Linked DNA regions of Mus musculus: region 1 is linked to region 2. Evidence: chromatin loops called from intact Hi-C (ENCODE). Cell type or tissue: gastrocnemius. All regions are shown on one strand. Each heading gives the region's core, and the rest is flanking DNA. Links, peaks and the distances in the headings are about the cores only.

Region 1 (8,331 bases), core at 257-8,256, 58 kb after region 2:
TGAGTGTGTGTAAATCTATATCTCACCGATACTACTTTGTATGCTTTGTTCATTAAGGGTAAGGTTTATTTTCCTCTGAACTAAATAATAGGTAGATTAAAAGTCATTGCATATTCATTCATGGTATACATAAACACTTAGGTTTATGTATTTATTTATTTAATGGGGTGACTCCCACTCTTGATTCAGGGTGCTACTAAAAGCTTTCTCCTCAAGGAACAACTTTCTGTAGGCTGACAGAAGACAGTGGCAAAACTAACATACAGGACTAACATTTGTGCAAAGCTAAAGGCTGTGGTGATAGCATTTTGGGGTTTCACATCCGTAAAGTAGAAATCGGGGTTCTGTACTTGAGTCTTCTTGTGTTTCCTCTCCTCTTCTGTTGAGGGATGAAGGATGTCTTCTGTAAGAGATCTCCTTGTCTGTCTTTCAATTCTCAGTTCCCACATTCTAGTCATGCAGTTAAGAACGTTCCTTTTAAATGTTGGGTTTGTTTTATTGTTTAGATATTGAAGAAATATGTATTTAAGAGCACCAATTAAAATACTAGCGGTGCCTGGTAGAGTGGTTCATGTCTTGATCCTAGTATTTGGGGAAGCAGTAACTGTGAGTTACTCAGCCTGGCCTACATAACAAGTTTCGGGAAAGCCAGGGCTGTATAGAGCCACCCTGTCTCAGATGACAGCAACAGCAACAAACACCAAATATTAGCATCAAGGTGGGTGTGTCATGGTATATTTATCATCCTAGTACTTGGGAGGTTGAGACAAGAGGATTTTGTTTTTGAGGCTGCTTTGGACTACATAGCTGGACCCCATCTCCAGAAGAAAATTGAAATATTGGTATGCATGGAATTAACAGAATAAAAATAAGTGTTCAATTGTGTTTTTCACTTCCTCATTATGGCTGTCCTGAGCCTGACGGCAGGAGCAGCACAGGAAAGCATCCAAACCGATGTGACATTTGTCCACTGGGCTTGGGAGGCGTTACTGCCAGTTGAGTATTGATGTAGTAGCATCCTGTGCCTAAGAGCACAGGTAATGCCTTTGTCCCTCCTCTATGATATCGATTCTTGCTTTCTTGGCTGGGGGTAGTCTGTTGTACCTGGTTATACCACTTTTGGGGGTGGCCGGAGCCATTTGTAAGAATGAGGTGAAGCCCCCTGTCTAGCTATGTCTTTGCCTTCTCTTAAATGGTTTAAGAATGGCTGTAACATGGGATGGCTTCCACCCATACAGGCCTGCCTGTGTGTCCATATAGCACTTTGCTGTGAGCCTGCAATTTGCAGCCTCTGATAGAGTATAGCCCCTGACATAGTGTCAATCCTGTCTCCCCCCGCCCCCTCAGGAAAGCATATCCCATGACTATGTCCTATCTGCCCTTTTCTTTATAACCCCCTTGCACTCACTGTCACTCTGTTCCTTAGAATTGACATGTCTATTTCCTGACTTTTTTTTTTGTGGAGTGAGCATAATTAATATGAAATACATTTTACCAAAACAACAATAAAAAACAAAAGTAAAGATCTCATGTCTTTAACATGAAGTGTTTCTAAAGTTTTTTTTTTTTTAAAGATTTATTTATTTCATTTACATGAGTGCACTGTAGCTGTCTCCAGACACAGGAGGGCATCAGATCCCATTACAGATGGTTGTGAGCCACCATGTGGTTGTTTGGAATTGAACTTAGAACCATCTCTCCAGCCCTTAGAATTTCTTGAGAGTGGTGCTAAGGATTGGATTTTAGAATATTTAGGATTATAGATTTTTGTGTTGGGAATAATCCATTGCTTTCTGTGTGACAGGTATCAAATGTGAATTTCTTTTTCTCTCCCTCCCTTGCCTTCCTTCCTTTCTTCCCCCCTCCCTCCTCCCCTCCCTCCCTTCTTCTTTCCTTCCTTTTTCCCTCCCTTTCTTCCTTTGGAGGTGATTGGTCCCCACATCAGGGTTCCAGTAAGCCAAGGCCTTCCATTGCTTCAGAAGTACAAAAATAGAGAATAGATTTAAGTGGGTTTGTAAATCCCCCCCATTTAGCCCAGTTCATACATCTGTGCATCATGATCCAAGGACAGAGACTCTGCCTGCTGTGTGCACATTTTACTTTCAGGAGGTATTTGTAGAAATTATGGAAGCTTTGAGTTTGTGGTATATAATCCATTGCTAACTATAGTACAATAATGTCCTCCCTGTTTACATTTGTACCCAAATTCAAATTGTCATGGCACTGTCAGATATGCTTGTCTGTGTGGATTTTACTTTATATCTTCTCTCTGTAGTAGTAATTCTGGCTTGGCCTTAGAGTGTTATCGGGCATTTGGCACTGTGATATGCAGATTTTAGAGGAAAAGGTCAGCAGCTGTCTTTCTGGGCTATTCTGGGCATTTTGTACTATATTTACTTGGGACCTAACTTTTCTGACCCTTGTTTTTTGGTACCTACCCCTGCCGTGGCCTCTCAGCTTGCTTGGAAGCTTTTCAGTCATTGTGTGCATGGATGGCAGTTTTGTTCAACAAATGAGCATTCGACTTAGAGCAGAGCTAGGACATAGGGCAGAAGCCTCCACTAATGTCCCTCATTTTGAGCATGGGATTCCTGAATGACGCAAGGAAGCCAGATTCCTGTGCCTGGGCATTGAAATTGTTTACTCTTGGAGGAGGTTAGCTCTGTCCAGGAGTCATGTGGCTTCTGAGGCATTCTTAAAGGTTTTGTTTAGCTTAGTGGAATCTGAGTTGCCTTATTCTTCATAATTTTTGAAAACCGTACAATGTATATTTGCTTAGACAAGTGAGACCTTGAATTGTTCTAGGAAAATTCATTGTGTTAGAACTGGCTGCCAAAGGCAGAAGGTGTCAAGGGATTCAACAAAGACTCAGCTCCAGGACTGTGCAGAAACACAGTTATTAGTGACTTATGCATGGAAGTGTACCTAAGGTAGGTCCTCATATCATGAGACAGAAAGACGTTTATATGATAAACTAGGCAAAGGGAGCCATGGGCAACTGGAATGCATCTGGGCTTTTTCAACAAGAAAAACCAGTTGTAGAGGAGCCAGGCATGGTAGTGCATGCCTGTAATTCTAACACGTGGGAGGCCGAGGCAGGGGGATAGTGAGCATGTGGCCAGACTGGCTTACAGAGTAAGACTCTGTCTCAAAACAACAACAAAACCCTGTTACTGGGCTGTGTGTGCAGTCCAGGTTTTACCTAGTGTACACAAGGCCCTGTTTGGTTCCCAGCTCTGCAAAGAAAAAGATATATATTAAAATTATATATAATATAATATATTACATATATTAGTATTATAAGGTCACTTCAGAAGCAGAGTATGTGTCAATGGCTGGCACCAAAAGCTTATCTGAGGTTTTTTGTTTTTTGGGTTTTGAGGCTGGGATAAGTCCTCAAATTAACACATTTCCAGCCTCAGCTTCCTTCATTGCTGGATTGCAGGTGTATGCCATGTTGCCTGCTTGACCAATTATCTTTTTAGAATTTTTTTTAAAAGATTTATGTTTATTTCTTGTATGTGAATGCTTTGCCTTTGTGTATATATGTATGCACACCACACGTATGCCTGGCGCCCATAGAGGTCAGAAGAGGGCTTTAGATACCCTGGAAGTGGAGTTACAGGTGGTTGTGAGCTGGGAACGGAACCTGAGTCCTCTGTAGTTCCTTGGCCAGTTATCTTAGTGACTCTGCTGATTCTGAGGAGCCTGGATGCATGCAAAGGTCTCCTGGAAAGCAGAATAGACACCTTCGTGTCAAACTGGGTCCTTGCTGTGCTATGTATTGGTTTTGCCTGAGTCCGACACTGAACAGCCCTTTCAGAGCCCTTTCACCCACACTGGGGCTCCTGTGTGTCTGGGAAAGGTTAACACCCAAGCTCCAAGCAGGAAATGATAAGAATGGCAGGCCTTCAGTCATTGGCCTTCTCACAGGAGAAGACAGCACGCACCCCTAACCCACAGCAACCCCCTGGGTCTGGTGGCTCTCCTTTGTAAGGCTGAGTGATCCAGAAAGGCTGAGATAGCAAACTGGGGCCCAAGAGTAGTGCAGGCTCTGGGGGCTGGGTGTTGTTTCCTGAGATAGCACTGAAAAGGGAAAAAAGTGTCTGTGGTGGGACTCTGCTCTCCGGACTCCTGTCTCTTGTCACCTCATGAGTGATGCTCTGTAAAGTTGGCATGAACCTGAAGTAACTGGGTATTTTTCCTAGAGGAAATACAGAATTAATTTCCTGCCAGCCTCTGGTCACGGCATTTTTTGTCAACCAAATTAGTACCTAACCTTGTTTTATGTGTTTCTTTTTAGGCATGATTTAATAGTTGAATCATTAACATCTAGCTCATGGCCAAGTGCATTCTGACCCATGCATGCATAAAGCTTGGCTGAAAAACGTATTGTTTGTCCCCGAGGTCTCTCAGCCTTCTTGACTTGGGGATGTCAGGTAGCCTTTTTCAGCACCAAGCTGGGGGCAGGGGTGGGGATGGGTGGGGAATCTTTGAGACAGTAAAATTTCCAGTGAAAGGCACATTGATGTGAAAACCTTCAGGATACACCTTGGAAAGGGCTGTCACAGTCTGAGGGTCAAGCTGAACCAAAAGGCCAGGAACCTCCATGAGGGCTGAGGGCAATCCCCGACGCCCATACTTCCCCCTCCGCCAGCTGGAACAATCCTGAAACCACCTAGAGTGGTGGTCTTGGGTTGTACAGTGTTAGCACAGGACAAATTCATGCACAAAACAAGTGAACACATGTGAGTACACTGACCCTAGTTGTCGGCCATGAATCACCCCCACCCCCAGTCCAGCTATACAGGTCATGTGGTTGAGGCGCAGATACACTCTCCCACAGAAGCTAGCTAAAGGTTATGAAAGGAAGTGACATTCCATCCTAGATCTTATCGACTTAAATTGTTTCCTGCAGATTAACCATTCATTTTACCAAAGGTTTATCATGGAGCCTCTGTATGAGAAACTGGGTCAGGGGCTTTGGAGCATGCAGAGATAAGCAGAACATCAGAGCCTTTGTCTGGTGGGAGAGAGGGGTGTGGGCATGTGTTTCTGCTCTGATTTCTACAAGTCAGGGTAAAATGTGCATTTACACACCAAAAACAAGTGCTTGGGGACACAAGGGGTGGGGTTAAGCCTCAGGCCTCGCTGGCTCTCTTCTGTAGCATGGCTTGAATATAGCCTGTGCTTGAAGGATAGGATTTGAAAACAGGAGAAGCAGTGTGGACTGAAGATGTAGCCAGGTTAGGGGAAGTTCCTGATAGGTGAAGGAGCATGAGCCTTGGCAGGAGCGCCTAGAAACTGCTGCTGCTGATGCTTTGATCTCAGGTTGGTGTGGGGAGGCACTGTAGAGAAGTGCAGTGCCTTTTTACTTGAATTTTCTTCTGTGGCCACCAGGAGTTGTGACAGATTTCTTAGAATAAAGAGTGTTATGTTGACAGCAGTTAGCAGCATTTACACTCTATAAACATAATGTGCCATTAATCCTTGTACTGAGTACTCATTACTACTTTCTTTTAAAGGTTAGTGCTGTAGTATTACAGCTTATAGATGAAGAAAAAGAAGGCACAGAGAGATTAAGTAATTTCCTCAGAATTCACAGCAAGTTTAGAGGACCAGGGGCCAAAGCCAGGAAGTCTTAATAACTCCCTTCTTTAACCTGGGATGGAAAGATAAACTTGTCAAGAGTTTCTGAATGTTCACTGCTTGCAGAGTGTTCGTTGTATGTCGATGTGCACGTTTGTCTCAGACAGGGCCTAAGCTCGCTGTGCTTCGTGTGCTTCCTGTGTGCACTATTTCCCATCCAGGCACGTTTGATGCTGTCCTGCTCCAGAAGGAAAGGAAGCATCAAAAAATCAATATTCAGGAGCTCTTAGACCTGTTCCTGCAGGGCGAGGAGCAGAGAGGTCTGTACAGCGAGTACTTCCCAAGGTAGAGCAGATGGAAGCCCTTGCAATGTGAGGTCATTGAAAGGTAAACTTGCCTCTAGTGGGCAAAACTCTTCTGACCTCAGCGAAACTAAGCAAGCGGAGCTCTTGCTTTAGAACAACCCTGGGATGCCATTCTGCTCTCAGCTAGACCCGTTTGTGAGCTCCAGTTAGGAATTGAACACCCCTGACTGTGCACGAGACTGACTGGACGTTCCTGGAGCCAAGGAATCCAAGACAGAACCCAGGATGAATGAGGGAGTCTAAAGAACCGACCCATTTATATAACCTTAGCAGTTAATATCATGTTCCAGTGCTTAAAATGTTAGTTATTTTAAGTAGATATATGACTAAGATACTGTGTCATGAAAATGTTAGGCATAGAGAACTGGACTCCTTACTTCCTAGAGTTTGTTTTTCTTAGTGGTTTCCTGGTCTTAGCTTTCTTATTTTCTTATTTGTAAAGAATCGAAGGTGTTCTCTTATGTAGCCTTGGTGTTATTATACAGTAAATATTCGACCATATCGTCAGTTGGTAACACCTGTGCAGCCGTCCTGGCTGTCAACTTGACTACATCTGGAGCTAACTAAAGCCCGTGCAACTCAGGACCCTGAGGGGGATTTTTTCCTTAAGTCATTTGAAGTGGGAAGAACCCACTTTTAATCTGAATCTTTTGAGGTAGAAAGTTACACCTTTACTTCAGATCTTTTGAAGTGGGACATGGAAGAGGGAAGTTTGGTCATTGCCTGTTTGTTCTTGCTCTTGCTGGCAAGTCCATTTTGTTACTGGCGTTAGAACCGCCTTCTTTAGGATTCTGGCTTCTACTGAAGACAGCTGAGACATCCAGCCTTGTGGACTCAACAGCTACTGGATTCTTGGATCTTCTGTTCATAGGCAGCCATTGTTGGACTAGCTAGACCACAGCCTGTAAGCCATTCTAATGAATATATACGTGTTATATTTTATCTAAAAGATATAATAAATAAATATTCATTCTATAAGTTCTGTTCCTCTAGAGAACCATGACTGACACAGCTACTCGATCATATTATATACTATCTGTCACTACCTGTTTTTTCCAGATGTTATGAAGAATCCTTTACCTAAGTTTTGTTTAGCTTTGTGGATTTGATCCAGGCTTCAGTTGGAGATCATGAATAGCAGCTGGCCTCATGTCTCTCTCTCTGTGGTCTCCATTATAACCTGCCATGTCTCTCTGTCTTTTTCAATTAAAAAAAGTTATTTTGTGTTTTGTGATCCTAACATGTTTAGTTCCAGAGAGTGTCTAGTAGAATGTTCTGCAATCTAAGATTTATCTGACTACTGCAGTCCTTGTGGTGAGATTCAGGTTGAACATTGCCGGCCAGTCTACGCTGCTTCTCTTGAAGGTGTAGGCTGCTTTCTACCCGTGGAGTGACTGTTGGACTACCTCCAAATACTGTTTCCTGACAGTCCTTTACACAGTGGATTCAGTGTCTATTTCTGGTCCTTATGTGAATGAAATTGCTGTGTTGCAATAATGGTACAAATATTCTGATGCCACTTTACTGATAAACTCTCCTGTTTGGGAAAACGTAAGATCCCAAAGTCAGAGCCCATGGGTGCATCTGACATGCCGCCTGTTCTTTGAGCGTGGGCTTACGAGGGAAGTTTTATAATGGTCAGGGAAGAGGGGGAGTGGCTGCTCTTTGTATTTTAGAGGATTTTTTTTTTAAACTTAAAATAATAGATATTGAGGTAGACAAGGAGTATGCAAGTCAATTACCATTCTTATTCCCTTCTGAACAGATAATGCTGTGGTAATGAGATTAGTGTTCTTTCAAAAGCCACAAACTGGAGAGATGCCCTCCGTGCCTTGGAGGTAGTTTTTTTTTAATCAAGCATACTGTACTGAAATAAAAGGGTATTAAATCCATGAGGTTCGTTTGAAATGTGGGATAAGACGGAAATTGTTTAGCAAGGGAACTTCTTGATCTGGACTAATAATCTTTCAGGGAATTTATCCAAGGGCTTTTGCACCCACTCTGCTGAAGACGGGCTCATTCAGCAGTGTTATCTGATAGGGATTTTGTTTCTTCTGAAAGCTGACCATTGTTCTGTTTGCTGGGGAGTTAGGGGGTAGCAGGAAAAGACTCCTGGCAGGCAGTGCAACATAAACCCCACCTGTCATCCTGAAATTAGACACCATGTGTGCTGTGTAAATTAATTCTTCACTTGCAGTTCACATTTGAAGCAATTGATTATTTCTCCTAACTACATCCTTCTTTAATATTGAATTTAGAGCCTTAGCATTCTCTAGGAATTCATTTAGCATTTACTTCATTTTTATTCTCCTGTCTTATGAGGGAATTTGAAACAGGGTCTCTCTCTGTAACCTTGGCTATTCTGAAGCTTGGTATG
Region 2 (8,331 bases), core at 126-8,125:
AGTGCCTTCAATGTTAAGTAGCAGACTTCCCTCTATTTTATTTTTATTTTATATGGATAGGGGTTTTGCATGCATGTCTGTGCACCATGTGTGTGTAGTGCCTGCAGAGGCTAGAAGAGCATGTTGGACCCGCTCAGACTGGAGTTACAGAAGGTTGTGAGCCCCTGTGTGGTTTAGAGAATTGAACCCTGGTTCTCTGGGTTGAGCCACTGAGTTGAGCCCTTTCTCCAGCCCCTGAGGCTATCTTATAAACATTCAGTATCACAATAAAATCCAAATGTAGAACAGGTAAGAGCTGGGACCATGGTAGAAAGGAGGGAGTCAGAGGCTGAAATGGCCCCCACCGGCCCTGCTCAGTGTGACTCCTGGTTTGATCTGCTCCAGATTGGGTCTTTTTCAGCTTTCCTTTTGAGTCTCTTGTTCCTTACACTTCGGTGGCAGCTGTTATCATTCCAGCTGTAGAGGGAACAGGAGGCAACTTCCTGTTATTCTATCCTGCCATCTCTATGGGGGTGGACGTTCCCTCCCCCTCCTGTGGCTGGCTGTGGTTTTGGAAGAACTGGAGTCTGGAGGCAGCCATCCTGTGACTAGGGCTTTAGGAGCGGCTGGAATCTTCCAGCCACCCTGTGAGGGCACCTGGGAGCAAAGCAGAAAGCAGGCACTGACTGAGGGAAGAGGAGGCTGGAGTAGTAGAGAGAAGTCAAAGGATGAGTTCTAGGTTGAATGAGAGACTGGCAGGAGGAGGGGGAGGGGGGAGGGGAAGGGGAAGGGGAGGGGAAGGGAAAGGCCTGCTGCTGAAAGGAACAGGGGCAGAGGGACATTGAGAGAAAGCCATGGGGAGGTGGTTGATGTTTTTGGCTGGAAATAATTCAGGAGTAGACTTCGTATGCAGAAGTGACAGGCCCCATTTTCTCCAGCCCTCTGTAGTTGTTACATTTGCTAAAGTCTCTCTTTGCATTTGGCACAAGGAATACACAGAGGCTCTTCAAAAAGTTTTAAACTTGATGCTGATGTGTGGTACAGACCTGTAACCCTAGCATTCTGGAGGCTGAGGCATTGGCTACATGTCCAGCCTGGGCTGCATCGTGGGTTCCAGGCCAGCCTGGACTACATAGTGAGACTGTCTCAAATATCAAATTTGCTGGGTATGGTGATGTATGCCTTTAATCCCAGCATTCCGGAGGCAGAGGCTTATGCACCTCTGTAGGTTCCAGGCCAGTGTGTTCCAAGACATCCAGGCTACATAGTGAGACCCTGTCTCAAAACAAACAAAACCCCCGCTCCTTTCACAAACTATAAAATGTTAAGAGAAAGGCAGGCAGGAAATACCTTGCTTTTTGTTTTGTTTTGGTTGTTTTTTGAGACAGGGTTTCTCTGTAGAGCCCTAGGTGCCCTGGGACTTGCTCTGTAGATTAAGCTGGCCTCAAACTCAGAGATCCTCTTGCCTCTGCCTCTCAAGTGCTGGAATCAAAGGCATGTATCACCATTGCCACTGGCAGGAAATATCTTTAACGAGGTAAAACTCAGCCTTTACACACCTGTAAAATACCTCCCACGGTAACCTTGGTAGGCATTGTGGGCCCCACTTAGAGTGGAAGTAGCTGAAGTTTCAAGTAGATAATTTGAGTGTTACACAGCATGTGGCAGAGCTCTGTAGAGGTCCACTCCCAGACCTCCCCACCCTGCCCTGTGATTTCACTGTGGCACACAGCAGGTCCTGACAGGTCAAAGCTTTAATTGGACCTTGACAGAAGAGTAGGCAATCTACTTATACCTTTGGTGAAAGTGACAAAAGATGGCACCCAAGCAGTGTCTGTGAGTCTCTCTACTAGAGGGATGGACAGAAGAGGGAGATGGGTGGGGGTGGGGATAAAATAGAAGCCTGACCAGGGCTAGTTTTAGGAGACCAGCTGAGAATTTCAGGGCAAGATGTTGATGACAAAAACAAACACTTCAGAAGCTCATTTGGTTTGGTGTAGACAATCACCGCTGGGGAATTCAAGGGAAGGCTTCAGAATAGAGTCAGTCAGACAGTTACCATGGTGACAATATAAAGTCAGTGCGAGCACAGGGGGCAAGTCTAGTTTATCTGTGTAGCTTTAGAGTTTCTGAAACTGTGTGGAGTATGAATAATCAATACTATTTTTTTTTTAAATGTGAGTCTCTTGCCCAGAGGTACCCCTGGGGGACAGAAGAGAGCGTCAGATCCTCTGGATCCGGCTTTATAGTCAGCTGGGACCTTGCTGAGGCTTTGACTCCTTATGTTAAAATCAGTTTACTTCCCATGGACAGGTGGGCTGGGAAGAGCATATGGGACACAATGAGGGACATTGTGAATCCATTGTGGTAGAATGGCGAATGTGCGACGTCATTAATCAAAGAACACACAATAAAGCCAGCTGAAAAGTCACATGTCACACACCTTAATCCCAGCATCTGGGATTAGTGGAAGAAGGTTCCTGAGTTCAAGGCTGGCCTATGTTACATAGTGAGTTCAAGGATAGCTTCAGCTACTTAAGAATCTGTCTCAAGAAAACTAAAATCAAACCCCCCAGTCAACACATACACAAACACACCACCTTCCGTTCCCCAGGGTGGTGGCAGCGGCGGCGGTGGGGGCTGGGGAGGCTCATAGCCAACAAAAAGCTAACAGAAACTAATCATATTCTGTATCCATAAAGCTGCTTTTCATTATTCAGTTCAGTTCTGGGTCTGACAGGGGAAACTGAAAGAAGGGCTCCTGAGAATCTCCCTGACTTTGCAGCCAAGAGGATTACACAGCTGATATCCACCAGAGGGTAAATAGTAGTTAATTCTTAATTGTTAGCTCAGTCACTGCAATTGGTTCAACAGTAATTATTATCATGTGGTTTGAACTCAGTTGTGAGGGTTCTCCCTTTTCAGTTGTGCATCAAAACAGAAGCCTTATGGGACTTAAAAAGTTCAGCATAGGGCCTGAAGAGATGGCCAAACAGTTAACCTCTTCTGCTCTTTTTGCAGAAACACTTGAGTTCAGCCCACAGCCCCTATCTCACAACTGGGAGAATTCAATGCTTCTAGCCTCCATGGGTACACACACATACTACACATAATTAAACAAAATAACAAAAATAGCTGGGTGTGGTGGTACACATCTTTGATTTGAATAGTTTGAGGCGGAGGCAGGCAGATAGCTGTTCAAGACCAGTCTGGTCCACACACAGTTTCACGACAGGACAAACAACAACAACAAACTCCAACAAAAATAATAATAAAAAATCTTTAAAAAGCAGGTTATTGCTGAGTGTGGGCCTGTAACCTCAGCTATTAGGAAGGCTAAGGTAAAAAGATAACAATTTGAAGACCAGCCTTGATATGTGTCACAGCGGGGGGGGGGAGAGGGGGGGAAAACCTCGAAAAAATATAAATAGTAAAACATTTACCCCCTCCCTCTGGAGAGTTCATTTTATTTCTCTGGAAGCTTGCGTGTCTTTTTATTTTTATTTTTGTCTCGTTACTAAATGCAAAAGCAGCCACGTGGTTGAGCGCCGCTAGATGACCACGCGGAACTAGGGTGGCCACCTCTGGGATCCTCGTCCGCTCAGTCTCTGTAAGTCCTCAGTTTCCCCTCCGGGGCCTTTTACTTTATCCGCGGGGCTCCCCGCCCGCCACGTCCGCTCGGTCCGCGACACAGAGGCGTTCTTTCGGGATGAGCGTCGCTTCTGACCCGGGAAGAGCTGCGAGCGACCGCCCGGCTCAGCGCAGCCCTTTATCCGCGCCCTACGGACCGCAGCGGACCGGGCGCGCTCCCCACCGACGCCCACTCCCAGCTCCGCTGGGCTCGGCCAGGAATGTGGGAGACCAGGCGCCGCCTCGGAGTGACCGCGCGCCCGGCCAATCAGCGGGCCGCAAGCGCGAGGCCCCGCCCCCTCCGCCCCTGGGGCTGGTTCCCGCCGGGGGAGGGGCGGGGCGGTGGGACGAGGAGGACCGAGGGGAGGCGGCACCTGGGCGGCGGTGATGTCAGCCGGGCGCTGTGCTCCGGCCCCGGCTCCTGTCGCCGTGTAGGGCGCGGGGGCGGCCGCGTCGAGAGTGGCGATCTGGCAGCCGGGCGGGTCCCGGGAGGCGGAACTGCAACTTGTGGAGCTCGGCGGCCCTCCGCCTCAGGTAAGCCAGCCGCGGGCGGTTCCTTCTGCGACCCGCGCCCGCGTTCTCGGGGATCTCTAGTGAGTGGGGGGCAGCAGCTTCGGGGTGACAGGAAGGGCTCGTCTGGGTCCTCGGTTCCCTCACCCGGACTCCCCACAGCACAGAACTCCAGTCAGGGAAGTGTGCTCGGACTCCCCCAGAGACTCCAGTCAGGGAAGTGTGCTCCCAGCTCACACCCAGACTCCCCTCCACAGACTCCAGTCAGGGAAGTGTGCTCCCAGCTCACACCCGGTCTCTCCTTCACACCACAGTCTCCAGTCAGGGAGATGTGCTCCCAGTTCACACCCGGTCTACCCCCCCCAGCACCCCCCCCCCCAGACTCCAGTTAGGGAAGTGTGTTCCCAGCTCACATCCAGACTTCCCTCCACAGCCTGCAGCCAGGGAAGTGTGCTCCCAGCTCACACCCGGACTCCCCGACCCCTTACACACCCACAGTCTCCAGCCAGGGTAGTATAAGCCCATCTCATACTCGTCCCCTCACCATACCATAGACTCTGAATCACAGAACTCCAATCAGTGAAGTGTGCTGGGACCCCACGCCTCAGAATCCCCACCACACCACAGCCTCCAGTCAGAGAAGTGTGCTTCCAGCTCACTCCTGGACTCCCCACCACACCACAGACTCCAGTCAGGGAAATGTGCTGGGACCCGAACACCCCAGAATCCTAGTACCATGGAACTCTAGTCAGGGACATGCGCACAGTTTTACACAGTGGGTATCTCACCACGCCACAGACTCATTCAGGACAGTGTGAGCCCATTTCACACTTGTCCTCCCACCACACCATAGACTCTGATACCACAGAACTCCAATTACAGAAGTGTTCTGGGACCCTACACCCCAGAGTCTCCACCACACCACAGACTTCAGTTAGGGAATTTTCGTGGGACCCCACACCCCGGAACTACTCCAATAATACCATACGCTCCATTCAGGGAACTGCAATGGGACCCAGACTCCCTGTAATATACCCCAGATTCCAGTCAGGGGACTGTGGTGGAACCCCAGAATCCCTATATAATACTGCAGAGCCACGCCACACATTTGGAAAGTGTGCTCAGACCCTGAATCTCGGTTTCCTCATATTACAAGAGAATGCCCATCAGGGACATATGCTTGAGCCCAGTCTCCTACACTACTACAGAACCAGCAGGGAAGTATATGTGCAGGTGGGAATATTTAAAAGTGTCACAAATATGTGAATCATCTTCCCAGAAAGTAAAGAGAAAATAGTTTTATGTTTTCTCAGTTTCCTTACATCCTACCATATATTGCTTAAGTAAAAGAACATCAGTGTTATCCTTGCATATCAATGTAAAATATTTTTTATGTAGTCCAGTTAGGATGTGAGAAATTCACTTGTATATATTCGTAGCTGTGGGAAAACTGGTTTCTTGGGGGCACAATTCTATAACTCTGTTGGTGTTTATACACCAGAGCAGTTAGGAAAGCGGCTGACAATCTAGATCTTGCCTGGGGCTTCTTGAGAAAAAGTTGAATGAAGGCTGTTAGTTGTGTTTTCAGGGTTCACTTTTAGAGAAAGGAGTTTAAGTTTTATTTTATTACTTTTTATTTTTAAAACAGGATTTCACTATGTAGCTCTGGCTGTTCTGAGCCACTGTGCAGACCGCTCAGGCCTCAAACTCACTGAAGTCTGCCTGTCTCTGCTTCCTAACTCTTAGGGTTAAGCCTGTGCCAGCATTACTGGTTGGGAAAGGAGTTTTAACAGGGGAATGCTGGGAAGCATGGTATACAAACTCTTAATAATGAGAATATGATTTTTTTCCGATGTGGGACCAAAACAGACCCTTGCTTTCAGTAAGAATTGACAGCAGTGTGAGGGGAACTCAAAAGGTCTGATTGTTAACTTGAGAAAGCAATTGTCTATTGGCAGGATTCTGATTTTATTTCTTGTTTCAAACTCCTTTTCTTGCTTGGAGATTTTCTGCTCATGGGTCACTGAGTGTGATTGTCTCTCTGGGGGAAAATTAACTTTGAGTACTCTGACTCCAACACTGGCTCTCAGAGTTTCAAGGCACTTTCTTTTAGAGCAAGAAATAGAAAGCATGTAGCTGAGATTTCTGAGTGAAGCCAGTTTCCTCTTTGAGGGCAGGGGTGCCTCAGCAGTGAGGATTCCCTGGTTGCCAGGTCTGGAGGAAGTGGGAGTGGACTTCATTGTTAGTCAGAAGCTGCATCCCAGACTCTGACCTAAAGGGCATTTCCAGGAGCTAGGTAAAGAAAGTCATCACATTATGTCTAGTAAACCCAAGTCAGGAAGTGTGGGCATAGAGGATTTTAAAAATGGAACTTAAAAGACGTCTCTATAGCCAGAACTGGGAAGGACATTTGTGTGTTATTTGCTTTGTTTTCAAACAGCATTGTTCCTAGTTCCCGGAATAACCAAACAGCACGGGGCATATGAAGAGCAACCTTTTGATAGGGCCAACCCCACTCCCCCTTTCTTCTTTGAGATAGGATCTCACCCTGTTGCTCAGGCTGGCCTTTAACTTTGGTTCTTCTTGTCCCCCGTCCCCCCCACCCCGGGATTACATGTTTGTGCCATCGTACCCAGCAAGAACAAGCTTTTGTAAAGGGAGTATGTACTTTATGGGAACAGAACATTTTAATTTTTGTTGCATTTTTGAACTAAGGCATTGGAATTGCTAATGACTCAGTAATAATATTGGACAAAATTTTGGTATTTATGTTCAATGAATGTATGTAAAATATTCTGTATTTTCTAGTGCAGTTTTCTTCTATTGAGAAAGAAATGTGGAATTCCTGTGGGCACTAAGGTGGGTACTATGTAGTGTAGCCTTGCTTGATGACAGATTCTAGACAATGACATGCAGATAAAGATGGAACCTCGAAGACCAGATAGTCAAGCAAAAAGTATTGTGTGTGTGTGTGTGTGTGTGTGTATGTATGGGTTTTTTTTTGGGGGGGGGAGCAAGTTTTAAAACACTTGAGCAATAAGTTATTGTACAACTTAATTTGAAATACTATTTCTCTTTTTCAGTTCATGGTTATGAGGGCAGATGTGGTATAGTAAAACATGGCACTTTTATTCTTTTATTTTATGTGTATGAACTTACTGCCTGTATGCTGTATAGTGTGCCCCAGGAGCCTAGAAGAGGATGTCAGCATCCCTGAAACTGCAGTTACAGACAGTTTTAAAACCCATGTGAGCGCAGGGTCTGTGTTAGAGTCATGAGTGCTCTTAATCACTGAGCCACCTCTCCAGCCCCAGCGTGGTAGTTTGAAAGGCAAGTTCTTGGGCCAGTGAGATAGCTTAGTGGGTAAAGGCACTTGCTGCCAGGCCTGATCCCTAGATAGAAGGAGAGAATGGAGTCCCCCAAGTTGTCTTCTAGCCTCAGCTCCTTATAACATATGTGGGACACATACCCTAAGTAAATAAAAGTGAAAAGAAAAAGGAGAATTGTTAAAAGATATGAAAGTTTTTAAGAAAGGTGAGATTAGGTTTTGATTTAATTCCTTTTGTTAAACAACTATTACTATTATAATAGTGACATTAACATAAGAGTCAGTTGGTCTTACCAGACCAGAAACTTGAAATCTAGGCTACGCTGTAATTCTAAATTACCCATGTCTAATCTGAAAGTTGTCTTAAATTGTTCTTGGGAACACAGTCACCGAGGGAGCCTCATGCAGTTCCTGTGGTCTTTATGCCGTTCTTTGTACCAGTATGAGGTAAATCACAACAAGGTCATTCTGTCGCAGAGCAGCTGACTTCTTTTACAGTCTTTTATACCCATGGACTACTTAGGTTTTGTAGTAAATTATGCTGACAACTTATTACATTAAAATCAACTTTTTGAGGTTTTCATTTCCAATTTTTAAGGTACCTATTTTTTAAACAGCTGAGCTAGAAGGAAATTCTGATTAACTGAAGGAAAATCTTATTTAACATTCTGTCTTTTCAAAGATGTTGCATGTTTCTGTCCTGGTTTGAATTACCTTTACAAAACAGTGAGTGAAGGATTTAGTTAATGTCTCCATATCCATTCATATTTGGGTCTATATCTTTATTTTATTATTTTTTTAAAATTTGGTGTGTGTATGTATGTGTGCGTGATTGTATGTGGAAGGCCAGGAGCAGATGTTAGGTATCTTCTTAAGTTTGGCTA

Evidence for each region. A loop is a pair of places that touch in the nucleus more often than their neighbours do. Peaks named below come from ENCODE experiments on the same cell type or tissue, not always from the same donor. Only the 100,000 strongest peaks of a DNase experiment are listed, where the experiment ranks them.
Region 1: a loop joins it to region 2, with 6 times the contacts of the local background. A loop is called at or near these places in 10 of 42 quality-filtered maps.

What each region holds. Positions count from the first base shown.
Region 1 is chr6:146,942,540-146,950,870 of GRCm38, forward strand. The region is part of intron 2 of Ppfibp1 (PTPRF interacting protein, binding protein 1 (liprin beta 1)); the gene reads left to right. Among named protein-coding and RNA genes, the nearest start is that of 1700034J05Rik, 7.7 kb to the right of the region's middle. In gastrocnemius, for the core only: a CTCF peak has its summit at 1,682; no DNase peak of the experiment used is centred there; H3K27ac peaks cover 3,580 bases.
Region 2 is chr6:146,884,541-146,892,871 of GRCm38, forward strand. It overlaps Ppfibp1 (PTPRF interacting protein, binding protein 1 (liprin beta 1)), which reads left to right and starts at 3,954. Exons shown (of 31, transcript NM_001355728.1): 1 at 3,954-4,143. In gastrocnemius, for the core only: no CTCF peak of the experiment used is centred there; a DNase peak (open chromatin) is centred at 3,895; H3K4me3 peaks cover 3,928 bases; H3K27ac peaks cover 5,364 bases.